2 separate regions of the Homo sapiens genome follow, and region 2 is linked to region 1. Evidence: chromatin contacts called from ENCODE Hi-C or POLR2A ChIA-PET data. All regions are on one chromosome and are shown on one strand. The core of a region is the stretch at or near the end of the contact, and the rest is flanking DNA. Distances in the headings are between cores, read along the strand shown.

Region 1 (6,876 bases), core at 1,945-4,444:
CCTGACCTCGTGATCTGTCCGCCTCGGCCTCCCAAAGTGCTGGGATTATAGGCATGAGCCACCACGCCCGGCCAGTAAATTGTTTAAGGATAAAAGAGACTACAGACTTTTGGCTCACCCACAAGATTTATCCTTCTTCAGGATCTTGATGCTCAAACTCTTTTTGCTTCAGCAATTGACTGATGTCTTCCAACAATTTTAAGAGATTTTATTCAGCTTTATTCTAGGAATGAAAATTGGTCTACCATAAGCTACTCTATCTTGGAAGTAGAAGTGGCCTATTCATTTTTTAAAAAATCATTTTTCCTATACTGATACAGAAAACCTTATCTTTCATATCTTCTTTTGTTACCTAGTATAACAAGACGCTTCACACTCATCTTGAGCATTTCTGACATTAAGCATGGAATCAGCCGTTAAAGAATCTTATTATATGTTGATGTCTGCCTATCAATCCCAGCATGGTCCTGGGAACAAGCATGAGATAACTTCTGTCTTAGAGCCAGGGCACTGCTTTCAGCAATCCTTATTAATTGAGCTTGGCATTAATATGTTCACTAGGGCAGTAAAGAGTTATTGAGCGTTTCATTATGCATTTGGTACTGTGCTAGGGATGTTACAGTCTATTACTGCATTCAGCAACTCTTCAGAACGAATACATAAGAAGCAGAACGTCAGAAAGGTTAGGTAATATACCTGAGGTCACATGAAGTCTCATTGCTGGTAAGTGGAGGACCTGGGAATGAAACTGTGGCAGCTTCCAAAAGCCTTTGCTCTAAAACAAAATTTATATTTTCATGCATTTAACAGTTATTAAAGATTTGATGGGGAAACATAAAGACTGTCTTTATCTTTAAAGAATTCTGAGCAATGGAAGGGACTCATAAATAGGTGTGTGAAATGTGAGAAGTCTGGTAACAGAGAATGTGCTTGAGGAGCACAGTAGAGTGAAGGTCTACTTTAACCAAGAAGTTGGCACTACAGTAGGCACCGTTGGAGCTGGGTCTTGAAGTATGAGCAGGAATTTGTTTACTGTGCTATCCTAGTTTAAAATACATGCACGTGGCTTAAAAAATAAGGGACAAAGGAAATTACCCTAAATAGTTGCTGTCCCACCTTACTGCCAACTCCTAGTCCCCCTTCCTAGAGGAACCTTTTCAAATTATTTTAAATTTTTCTGCCTATTAAATGCTTATAAAATGCTGTTCCTTGATTTTTCCACTTCAGAAATTTGAGAGATGATCATTTAGTTTATATTCACTATCTCCCATGGTACCTCCCCCTGCCTTTGCCATTTTTTGATAGTTATATTTTGTATAGTCCTCTCTTGTTTGCCTGGCAACATAAATTTTTTTGTTTGGTTAAAACTAAGATGGTGAGATGAAGATCTAAACTAGAATTTTACCAAACAAATGATCACTATTGTCTAGCCAAGTTGACACATAGAATTAAGTATCATATACCCTTTTGTCTCCCAACTGCCGGTCAGTTATGCTTTGGACATTATTTTAGTAGCCATAGTAAGTTGCTTCTAAAAGTGAAAAACACAAATGTTATGTTTCTTAATTTCGTTGAATTAGTCACTATAATGTTGATGTAGCTAATCATAAAAAGGAATTTGTGTCTTATTTGTCTAATAGAATTCAAAATGAATTTATAATGTATATAATTTGATAGGGCTACAATAACAAAATACCACACACTGGGTGGATCAAACAAAAGGAATTTGTTTTCTTACTGTTCCAGAGGCTAGAAGTCTAGGATCAAGGTGTCAACAGGTTGTGTTTCTTCTGAGGCCTCACTGCCTGGCTTGGTCTGTGTGTTGTCTATGTCACCTCTTGGTCTATGTGTTGTCTATGTCATATCGGATTAAAGCCTGCACATATGAACTCATTTTACTTTAATTATGTCTTTAATGCCCTGTTGCCAAATACAGTCACATATTGGGTTAGGACTTTAGCATATGAATTTTGGGAGAACACATAAAACTACTAGGAAATCATGTTAGATCTGATATACTATTGAGACTAAAGCAAAATACTTTTCCTTACTCTTTGTACATCAGATATAGCCCATCATGAACAAATGTATCTGATTATTAAGTATGTTTGCATAAGAATAATGTCATAACACTAGAAGTTTTTTATTTTGAGAAAAGAGATATAGGCTCTTATGAAATTATTAATAAATTGAAAAAAGATATTGACATAAAATATCTTTGAGGCCATGGATATAATTGGACAAATACAGCAGGTGTGTATATAAGGGTGGAAAAGCCATTATTTTCCCCCAAAATGGTTATGCCAAATAAGTTCATAATCTGTGCAAAAATGCTGCTTCTATGAATTAAAATATAACCTTTTTAGTGTGTACAAATGATACATAATCTTTTATGAATTCATTGAGCAGTGGAATGTTATGCTTGTTCTAAAAACTACATTAAAAACAAATCCTGAGAGGCATCAAAGTCAAATATGATCAAGGTACTTTACACAAAGATGTTTGTCAAATATTAAAAGAACATAAAATGACAAAATACAATATCCTGAAATAGGAACCATCTTTGTGTGAACAGATTACAAATTTTCATGTAACTTGTCTATGTGGCATGGCATTTTGAACTAAATATAGTAGAAAAAGGTTTATGAAAAAAAAGACTATATACAAAGCTGCATGCTTAAGAAAAGGCCTATTCGTTTGCTTATAACAAATGAGAGAAAGTAACTTAAAGTTATGTTTCGTTAATGTAAAACTTTAAAAGAGATATAAATATACTTAAAGAAAAATCAGAAATATACAAATTACTGAATGAGTATATCAATTATTGTGGGAAAAGTGTTCGTCGAATAGAAATTAAAGAGATTACAGATGTCCTAGAGATGGAGATATGAAAAATCAAATGAAGTATTTTTGTATTTTTACTTGGAGAAATTTTCTACGAATACATCTGATTAACAAAAAGCAGCCATGGCCTTGACTTACCTCTTAAATAGTCCAATGATTTATATCCTGTGGCAATTTCATCTGAAATAGTGGTAAATAGCATGCAATATCAATAGTTTGCATGAACAAATGTGACCCTGAAAGAGCCAGTCCTTCAAGATGGATCTTAAGTGGCTGAGTGGGCCTAAATTTAAAGCAGAGCCAAGAAGCCATTTGGTGACTAGAGGCCACACACCTATTTTGAGTTCCCTGAAAACCCACACCTCTTTAACTTTGGAACTTTCAGAGCTCACCTGAACCAGCCAATCAGAGCCCACCTCCCTTGCTGCTCAGTTGTATCAACCAATCAGAACTGTGTTTCCATCTCATTTGTATCAGTGCACCTGATTGGGAACCAGGGCAGGAACTTTTGCTATAAAGCTAGAACCCTTCCTTTGTTCTTTGGACCGCACCTTCCTTTTACATTGAAGGCTGTGTTGGACTCCCTAGTTTGCAAACTATTCACTGGAATAAAGTCTCTTTCTTCCAGGGAACTTTTGTTCACATTTGTAATATAAAATCATGATGTTTGTATCCTCTAAAACGGATTTGCAAATTTTTCTTCGGGCAGCCTTACCCAAATTTCAAAATGGTCCTGATAATTTTTTTAAAACAATACCAGTCACAGTGTGATATAGTTTGGATCTGTGTCCCCACCAAATCTCATGTCAAATTGTAATCTTCAGTGTTGGTCATGGGCCTGGTAGTCGGTGATTAGATCATATAATGGAGGCGGTCCTTCATGAATGGTTTAGCACCATTCCCTTGGTGCTGTTCTCTTGATAGTGAGTTATTGTGAGATCCGGTTGTTTAAAAGTGTGTATACACTTTGGGAGGCTGAGGCGGGCGGATTGCTTTGAGCTCAGGAGTTCAAGACCAGCCTAGGCAATATGGTGAAACCTCATCCCTACAAAAACTACAAAAATTAACTGGGCATAGTGGCTCACTCCTGTAGTCCCAGCTACTCAGGAGGCTGAGGTTGGAGAATTGCCTGAGCCCGGGAAGTGGAGGCTGCAGTGAGCCAAGACTGTGTCACTGCACACCAGCCTGGGTGACAGAGACCTGTCTCAAAAAGAAAATGTAGCACCTCCTCTCTCTCTCTCTCTCTGTCTCTCTCACTGTCTCGTTCTCTTGCTCTTGCTCCTTCTCCAGCCATGTAAGATGTGCTTGCTTCCCCTTTGCCTTTAGCCATGATTCATAGTTTCCTGAGGCCTCTCCAGAAATGGAAGCCACTACACTTCCTGTACAGCCTGTAGAACCATGAGCCAATAAACCTCTTTTCTTTATAAATTACCCATTTTCAGGTATTTCTTTATGGCAATGCAAGAACAGACCAATGCACCATGGTATCCTGCAAAATCCTGAAGTTAATTAAGAATTATTTAAGAGGCGCGGTGGCTCACGCCTGTAATCCCAGCACTTTGGGAGGGTGAGGTGGGCGGATCAGGAGGTCAGGAGATTGAGACCATCCTGGCTAACGCGGTGAAACCCCGTCTCTACTGAAAATACAAAAAATTAGCCGGGCGTAGTGGCGGGCGCCTGTAGTCCCAGCTGCTTGGGAGGCTGAGGCAGGAGAATGGCGTGAACCCGGGAGGTGGAGCTTGCAGTGAGCCGAGATTGCGCCACTGCACTCCAGCCTGGGCGACAGAGCGAGACTCCGTCTAAAAAAAAGAACATTATTTAAGATCGTCACTTAAGAAGAGTAGATTTTGACAATTTTATTGATCAGTTTACTTCCATTAAAGTCATTGGTATAAAATATTTAAACTTAATATGAGTTTTAATATACCAACTTTCAATATTGTCAACCAATTTAATGTGTAAAAATTAACAAAAACACGAAAACGTACGTAAGAAGCATACGTTTTTCATTTTGCCTCAGGCTTCAATATAGTTTGGCACAGCACTGCTCTTAAGTTTCCAAACTTGGCATTTTGACTCCAATATTAGATTTGCCAGATTCAGCAAATGAAAATACAAGTAACACCCAGTTTAACTTTAGATAAATAACACATAATTTTTGCATAGGATATATGCATACTAAAAAGTTTGTTGCTTATCTGAAATTTAACTGGGCATTTTGTATAATATCTGGTAATTCTAAAAATAATTATCTTACATGGTTGAAAAAGCTGCCTGCTTCTTAGTACAATGTAACTGTTGCACCAACACCGTCTTGCCTGTTTGATTGCTGGTTATGTGGATGACTGAAGCGCACACACGGGAAGTCATATGGCTTCTGTGTCACACTGTCCAGCCTGTAGGTATGTCCAGTCCTTACCAGGTCTAGAAGAACACAGCAGCCTCACTCCATCCGAGGGCAGAGGAGCGAGCATATTCCCCACTGCCATGACCCTCTCCCCAGCTCCCTCTGCTTCAGTCACACTGACGGCCCCAGTACATTCGTGCTTGTTGGTCCTTCTGCCTGGAAGGTACCAATACCTAGTAGTTTCTACCCTCATTCCTTTCAAGACTGATCAAAGATTACCTTATCCAAAAGAGTTCTTCTTGTTTCACTGCTGTGCTGCTCGGGCTAGTCTGGAATTCCTGGCCTCAAGCAATCTTCCCAAGAGGTTCCTCCCTTCCTCCCTCCCTCCCTCCCTCCCTTCCTTCCCTTTCTTTCGACAGTCTTGCTTTGTTGCCCAGGCTGGAGTGCAGGGGCGCAGTCTCGGCTCACTGCAGCCCACTCCAAGAGGCCTTCATGACTACTACGAAGGATTTGCGTTCTCATTCTCTTCCTCCTTAGCCTGTTTTCTTTCTTTTTTCTTTTTCTTTTTCTTTTTTTTTCTTTTTGAGATGGAGTCTTGCTTTGTAGCCCAGGCTGGAGTGCAATGGTGCGATCTCTGCTCACTGCAACCTTCGTCCCCTGGGTTCAAGCGATTCTCCTGCCTTAGCCTCCCGAGTAGCTTGGATTACAGGTATGCACCACCACGCCCGACTAATTTTTGTATTTTTAGTAGAGACAGCGTTCCACCATGTTGGCCAGGCTGCTTTCCGATCCCTGACCTCAAGTTATCCTCCCGCCTCTGCCTCCCAAAGTGCTGGGATTACAGGCGTGAGCTACCACGCCCAGCCCTGTTTTATTTTTCTTTAGAGCACTTATCACTGAGGTAAAAGGTGGGACTTGACTCCAGACGCAGGCGTCGGACACCGGACCAGATTGAGGACTGGCTAAAACAGGGCCAGGGCCAAAGTAGCTTTCAATCAGCCCACCAGGGTGCTACGTCGGTTTGCAGTTGCTATGACAACACCCTGGCGTTAGGGCCCCTTTCCATGGTAATGACCCAATGACCCCAAAGTTACTACTCCTTCTCTGGAAGTGTCTGCATAAACCTCCCCTTAATCTACATGTAATTAAAAGTAGTAATAAACATGACTGCAAAACTGCCCTGAGCTGCTACCCACTGTCAATGGGGTAGCCCTGCTCTGCCTCTTCAAGAAAGCTGTTTTCTTCTACCTCTGGCTTGCCGTTGAATTCTTTCCTGGGCAAAGCCAAGAACTCTCGTGGGCTAAGCTCCACTTTGGGGCTCACCTGCCCCACATCACTACCACCCGTTAAGAGATTTAATTTGGGTATCAGTTCGTGGTCTGTCTCCCCCATGGTATAGAAGGTCCTTGAAGGAAAGAACTTTGCTTTTCCACTTCTCTATCCCCAGTGCCCAGAATGGGCCTTTGGAAAGCATCGAGCAGCCTCTCTTGCTCAGTGGGCACTGAAATGGCACTCGGAGCTCAGTACCCAGATAAAGGACACCCCCCAGATAAAGGACACCACCCCTTCCCCCGCGCAGGCCTCGGGAAAGGGCGAGGCCGTGCGAGGCCACAGGAAGGGGCGTGGCCTCTGAGGACCTGGGGGCGGGGTCTGGCAGGGTCAGAGGTTTCTGGAAAGGCCTTTGA
Region 2 (6,876 bases), core at 2,882-5,381, 43 kb before region 1:
CCCCCCAACCCCACCAAATTGCATTCATGTCCTACTACCTGGATCCTGTGAATGTGACCTTATTTGGAAAAATGGACCTTACAGATATTATTAAGTTACAGGTTATTAAGGGAGCTGTTGCAGTGGTTCCAGGGCCTGCAAGAGTCATCAGCATTCAGGGAGGCTTCAGTGCCAAACCTCCCTGGATTACCTGGGTAGACCTCCCAATCTGCCCTGGATTACCTGGGTAGACGCTACAGCCAATGACAGTTATTTTTATAAGAAACAGAAGGGCAGAAGATGCAGACACCGAGGAGAAGTGCAGGTGAAGATGGGGCAGAGATTCGTGTGATACAGCCACAAGCCAAGGAACTCCTAAGCCACCAGGAGCTGGAAGAGGCAAGGAGGGGTTCGCCCCTAGAGCCTTCAGAGGGAGCACACCCCGGTAACATTTTGATTTTGGACTTCTGGCCTCCAGAACTGTGAGAGAATAAAATTCTGTTGACTTAAGGCACCTAGTTCGTGGTAATTTGTTGTGGCAACCCCAGGAAATGAATAGATCAGGAGCCCAGATGGAGTCTGAGGGCCTTATGTTAAGGGCTGAGTGGTGAAAGTGAGGCTACAAAGGCAGAGGTCAGAAATGGTATCTTCTGGGTGGAGGCAGGTAGAGGAAAAGGAATATAAAAACAAATGAATGGCCACTTCCTGCAAGGCAGGAAGACCAAGGAGACATGATCCTCAGAAGTCCTGCCCCTTCTCAAGGCTGCAGATTTTTTAGGAGGATATCTGACCAATGCTGTGGTCCTGAGCTGCCAGGACTCCAAGACCCTGCGGAGGTCTTACTCATGCCTTTGGAGACTAAATCTTACAGTGTGGAGCAAGGTATTGAGGAGATATCCGTCCATTCAAGGAGTTAGCAAATATTGAGCCCAGTTCGGTGGTGGGAAAATGGCAATGGACAAATGCATGCATGGTTTATGTACTCCCAGACCTCCCAGGCCAGTCGGGGAAGACGTTACCCAAGCGATCATTCAATTCTATCAACGGTGGCAAGTGTTACGAAGCACACGGGGACATGAGAAGCTGTTATGGGAGGTTTTGTGTGTGTGGTTTTTTTTTTTTTTTTTTTGAGACAGTCTTGCTCTTGTCACCCAGGCTGGAGTGCAATGGCACGATCTTGGCTTACGGCAACCTCTGCCTCCTGGGTTCAAGTGATTCTCCCACCTCAGCCTCCCTAGTAGCTGGGATTACAGACACCGCCATCATGCGTGGCTCACTGCAAGCTCTGCCTCCCGGGTTCATGCGATTCTCCTGCCTCAGCCTCCTGAATAGCTGGGACTACAGGCATGCGCCATCACACCCGGCTAATTTTTTGTATTTTTAGTAGAGACGGGGTTTCATCATGTTAGCCAGGATGGTCTTGATCTCCTGAACTCGTGATCCACCCGCCTCGGCCTCCCAAAATGCTGGGATTACAGGCGTGAGCCACCGTGCCTGGCCATGCCCAGCTAATTTTTGTATTGTTGTAGAGACGGGGTTTCACCATGTCGGCCATGCTGGTCTCGAACTCCTGACCTCAGGTGATCCGTCCGCCTCAGCCTTCCAAAGTGCTGGGATTACAGGCATGAGCCACCGTGCCTGGTCTGTTATGGGAGGTTTTGACCTACTCAGGGAAGTAAGGAAAATCTCTCTGCCTCTGAGGGAATCTGAAGGATTCTGAAGGTTTTAATCAGGGAGGGAAAAATTTTTTCTAGACAGAAGGAACAGCATGTATAAAGGTCTGGGGTGGGGAGGGGGAATGGCCAGTTAGAGAGACTGGAGGAAGTTCGATGTGGTTACAGAAGTGAGCAGAGGCCAAACCATGTGGAACCTTATAAACCACTTTTTGATGTTTCTCAAGATCAGGGCAATTTCCCAGCTGCAAGTAATGGGCTCAGATCTGCATTTTGAGATCATCATGGTTGTAGTGAAGGAGAGATGAGAGGGAACAAAAATGGAGGAGCAGCCAGTCAGGAAAGTGTTGCCATCACTCATGTGAAAAAGATGGAGAGAAGTGGGTGGATTAGAGGGAGATTTAGGGGTAAAATTGAACAGACTTGGGATATAGGTAAATAGGGTCTGGGGATGAGGGAGAGGGAGCTGCCAAGTATGACTCCCAGGCTTCTGGTTAGGTAACTGATGGGAAGTATCTCCTTCAGTACAGCAGTGAAGACAGGATGTGTGGAGGGGGAAGATGTAGGGGGAGAACAATAACTCTGTGTTGGACATGTTGCCATTGAGGTGCCTGTGGACACTCAAGTGGGGATGTACACTGAACAGTGAGTTACATGAATCTGGGGTTCAGCAGTAAGGATAAGGGTAAAGAGAGAAATTTGTGTCACCTGCGTGTAAAGAGAAGCGTGAAGTGGAAAGCCTAGACCTGAGTTTTGAGGAACCCCCAACCTTTACTAATAGGGAGAGGATGCTGAAGAAGCTTGAGCAGAGGTGGCCAGAAAGGATGAGGGGAAACCAAGGGAAATCAGTGTTCCAGAGGGGCTGTGGTCATCGCTGGGTGTCAGACACTGCTCAGGGCCCTGGCAGATGAGGTCTGAAGAACAGCCGTTGAAATTGGAGATTGGAGGCTACAGTTTATTGAGACCTGGTTTGGTGCTGTTAGGGAGCTAGAAGGCTGACTGCAGGGCCTGAAGAGTGGGAGAGACAGCTCCTTTAGGGCCTGAAGAGTGGGAGAGATGTGAGGATGGGGAGACAGCTCTTTCAAGAAATTCCGCTGCGGTTGAGAACAGAGACACTCAGTGGGGTCGAATGAGGGTTTTGTTCCCATAGTAGAGGCTTGAACACATTTACAGGCCAATGGGAAAGATCCAGTTGAGAGCGGGTAGTTGAGCCTTCAGGAGAGAAAAGGGATGTTCCATGGGGCAAACTCCTGAGAAGGGGGAGGAGATGGAAGGAAGCTTCTGTGGATGTAGCAGATGCAGGAGGGTTTGTGTAGTTTTAGCCGGGCTCGAGCCGGTGGCTGACGCAGGCAGGAACAATGGCTCACCCATGTTTTATGTGTATTTCCGTGTGCGTGCTCCTGCTTTCCCCAGGTCTGGGCCGCCTGCCTGGCCCGTGTGCCGTAGGGAATATCCACACTGGGCCTGGGCGGAGGCTGGGCATCTCCCGCTCTGGGCTTGCTCCCTGATGAGATTCTCAGACCGTGCTTCCCCTCATTCATGAGAGGAAGGTTCACAGAGCAGGCGTGGGAACCTGCCTGGCCGCCAGGGCCTCCTCCCGCTCAGGCTGAGGTTTGCTGCATCTCTGTCCTTATTCCCTTCCAGACTGGATTGGCTGAACCAGGTGTCCACTCTTTTTGGCCCATGGCATAAAGAAGGGTTTGGGCAACCCAGTGTGCCCCAGGTTGTTACCGCCCCCCCGCCTCCGCCCCCACCCAGCCTTTGATGGGCCCCCTTCTCATCAATCCATCACCCCTGCACATGCCACCAGGACTGCCTGGACCAGAGCCCGGGACTCTCTGAAACCCACTGAGAGCTCGGCCCTGGGAATGGGCCTCCCAATCTCGGTCTCCAGGGGGTGGGCCCCAGGTCCCTAGTCTTCCTCAGGGTCTTCTCCACTGTTCTGCCTCCTCTCCTGATACCCAGTTCCTAGCCGGGGTGACCCCAGCCTCCCGTAACAGCCTCCTTGTGGTGGTGCTGGGAAGAAGGGGCCCGTGTACCCGGCAGGGCCCCCCAGGCAATGGGCATGAGCGCAGGCAGGGAAATCCGTCAGCCTCCAGGGACGCTCTCCCTACAGCCCCGGCGAGGGGATCGGGTCGTGGCGACCTCTCCAGACGCCCAGGGGCTGGGCAGGAGGGCGGGCCAAGGCCCGCAGGTGGGGGCGCCAAAGCCAGGCGGGCGCGGAGTACGTGCGGTGGGCTGCGGGCGGCATGAAGGGCGCGGGCGGCCAGCTCCGGCTCCGGCTCCGGCTCCGGCTCCCGCGAGGCCGGGTAGCCTGGGCGTTCCCAGGGGTCGCAGAGGACGGCGAACCCCGGCGGAGCCACCGGAGCTGGGGACCAGGACGCAGGCAGGCGTGTGGAGCGTGAGGTGGGGACGTGGCGGCGGCTCAAGTGGGCGGAGCCCCGGCAGCGGCCCGAGGCGGAGTCGCCAAGGGAGGAGGCGCCGAGCTGACCGGGCGACGCCGCGGGAGGTTCTGGAAACGCCGGGAGCTGCGAGTGTCCAGGTGAGCGCCCCGCCCGCTCAGCCGCCAGATCAACCTTAGCGCTGGGGCGCGGGCTGGGGTCGCCAGGCGGTGCGTTCTGCCCGCGCGGGGCTGAGAGTTAGGGGCCGGGGCCGGATCCGGGGCCGGGGGTCGCGCCGCTAGCCGCCAGCAGCGCAGTCCGGGCCGCCACCCTGCACCCTCCGCCCTGTTTCTGCACCCGTCTGGGTTCTTGTGCCGCCGCCCGCAAGCCTTCCCGAGCTCAGGGTGGTGAGGTCAGCGGCGCCCTTCGTGCAGTTCCCTCGGCTGTCGGGCGGGGCTGGGAACTTGGCCGCTCTTCCCTGTCAGGCTCCCGGGAAGTGGCGGCCTGACCCCGGGCTGCCGGCTGTTGGGAGCGGGGGCGCGGCGTCCGCCTGGCCCTGAGGGGCCTCTTCATATTGGCTAAGCCCGTTCTGCACCCTCCCAAGGGCTGGGAGTCCTAGGTCTTGTCCGGGCAGGGTCCAGCTTGGAGCCCATTAGATGGGCCATTGGATCAGAAAGTCTTTTCTCCCCCAGACATCCTTGTGGAACCAGCGTTGTTTTTCCTTGGCAGCTGCGGAGACCCGTGATAATTCGTTAACTAATTCAACAAACGGGACCCTTCTGTGTGCCAGAAACCGCAAGCAGTTGCTAACCCAGTGGGACAGGCGGATTGGAAGAGCGGGAAGGTCCTGGCCCAGAGCAGTGTGGTGAGCGCTGTGCTGGAAGGGAATGCGGGCAGTGGGTACTTGGTAGAGCACTGACTGCCTCCGGCCAGAGGACTTCCCGGAGGAGGTGACCCATGAGCTGGAGTGGTCAGAGGAAGGCTGGCAAAAGGGCATCGTGGACAGAGGAACAGCCTATGTGAGTGGGAGCAGAGACCTTGGCCAATGCCATTCCTTATGGCCTTGTAGTGGAAGCAAGGTGATGGGGAAGGAACACTGTAGGGGATAGCTGTCCACGGACGCTGTCTACAAGACCCTGGAGTGAGATAACGTGCCTGGTACTGTGCCCTGCATGTGTAAGATGCCCAGTTGACCTTCGCAGCAGGAGCCTGGATCAGGGCACTTCCTGCCTCAGGTATTGCTGGACAGCCCAGGTGGGTCCCTGGCCTTTGTATTCTATTTGACTTTAAGATGGTGCAGGAGAATACAAAAAACTATCCGGGCATGGTGGCGCGCGCCTGTAGTCCCAGCTACTCGGGAGGCTAAGGCAGGAGAATCGCTTGAACCTGGGAGGCAGAGGTTGCAGTGAGCCAAGATCGTGCCACTGCACTCCAGCCTGGGAGACAGAGCGAGACTCCATCTTAAAAAAAAAATAAAAAAGAGAGATGGTGCAGGAGAGCATTGGGATCCCTCCCAAGACTGTGACTGTTGTCTTTTGCTGTAGAGTGACACCCGAGATTTGTGCTTCTTGATAATAGACTACCTGGGGCCTCACAGCCCCAGCCCTCTTGTAGGAAATCCTGTCCTAGGAGCAAGGGCTGGAGTCCGTTACGTTGTAGCTTGGGGCATTCTTAAATGTCCCAGACTTTGTGGAGATCCATTGTCCACCTAAGAATTTATAGGATGTTTTTGGGGTCTGCTGCTTGTTCTCAGCCTGTGTCTCATCTGACATTAGGTTCCATAATTTAGTCTCTGTTAAATGAACTAGGATTTCCTTTGGCTTGTACTTAAACTGCCCCTGAGGTGTCCAAGGTGCAGCCTCTCACTGTGGTTCTGGGCCTCAGCGCCCAGTCTCTCTGGTTGCTTCTCCCCACTCACAGAATGTTTGGTCTTTGAATTCTTTTCTTTTAGGGCCTCCTTGTTCTTACACAGCCGAGTGTCCACTGTGTGGCCCAGCCAATGAAGCCACGTAGCAAGGATGGAGTGAGTTGGCTGGGGGCCTCATCCCAAAGATGCTGTCATACTGGATCACCCTAGTTCTCTGAGAGCTCAGCAGGCAGACTTGGTGACAGCTTAGCTGAGGCATTGTCTGTGGCATGTGATAGGCCCTTGTATCCTGTCGAAAGCTCTGCATTGGGGTACTCTAGACAGTGCTTACTTAGTCACCGGTTTAGACTGGCCCCAGCTGATCTCAGTTCATCCCTTGAGTGCCTTCTGCCTGTTTGGCTTCTGACTGGAGCGTGCCTGGGGCTAGAATGAGGGACGAGAGAGAGGAGGTGGCCGAGGCACTATTCTTGCCTGTGGGTAGCTCGTACTCTGAGATTGCTGCTTCATATTGGCAGCTGGCCATGTGCCAGGGGAGGAGCCCGGCTGTGAGTGCTCATCAAAGGAAGAGACTACGTGGGTGCAGCTCTGAGGAATGAGTCGGTTGAGGGAATCTAGGGTCTCCTCATTTCCTAAGAAGGCCTCCCTTTTTCACTCTGCCCTCCCACATCCTTGGGAGGGTCTGAGACTGGAAGCAAGGCCTTGGCTGATGTGTGGCCACGCTGGCTGATAGTGTGCAGAGGGCTAGGAGGTGTGTCCCTGGCTCCTGGGGTCTGTCAAGAGTTTACTATTATGCAGATGGAAGTTGGCAGGAAAAGCTGTGATGCAAGTACATGCAAGCCCAGCAGAGTGCTGGAGTGAGAGTTAAACTTCGGGAAAGTTGCTCACATCTAGCAATTTGGACATTTGAAGTTCCTTAGGGTAAGACATCAGCCTGTCCTAGAGCAAAGAGGGCTGGAAGGTCCTGTGGTCTGTGGGC

The links. A loop is a pair of places that touch in the nucleus more often than their neighbours do. ChIA-PET counts read pairs that join two places held with the same protein, here RNA polymerase II (POLR2A). Pooled maps may share reads with other maps.
Region 2: a loop to region 1 is called in a map of mammary epithelial cell, with 4 times the contacts of the local background. The contact joins the promoter of P4HA2 here to the promoter of P4HA2-AS1 in region 1. A Hi-C loop is called at or near these places in 23 of 168 maps with a recorded cell type or tissue (Caco-2, K562, MCF 10A and 13 more) and 21 of 50 pooled maps. POLR2A ChIA-PET finds 5 or more read pairs at or near these places in 11 of 52 experiments (HCT116, HEK293, HepG2 and 7 more).

Annotation. Positions count from the first base shown.
Region 1 is chr5:132,181,194-132,188,069 of GRCh38, reverse strand. It overlaps P4HA2-AS1 (P4HA2 antisense RNA 1), which reads right to left and starts at 3,194. Exons shown (of 3, transcript NR_047470.1): 1 at 2,983-3,194; 2 at 697-775. RefSeq lists enhancers at 3,031-3,532, 5,875-6,402.
Region 2 is chr5:132,225,108-132,231,983 of GRCh38, reverse strand. It overlaps P4HA2 (prolyl 4-hydroxylase subunit alpha 2), which reads left to right and starts at 4,131. Exons shown (of 15, transcript NM_001017974.2): 1 at 4,131-4,194. RefSeq lists silencers at 3,785-4,014, 4,155-4,414.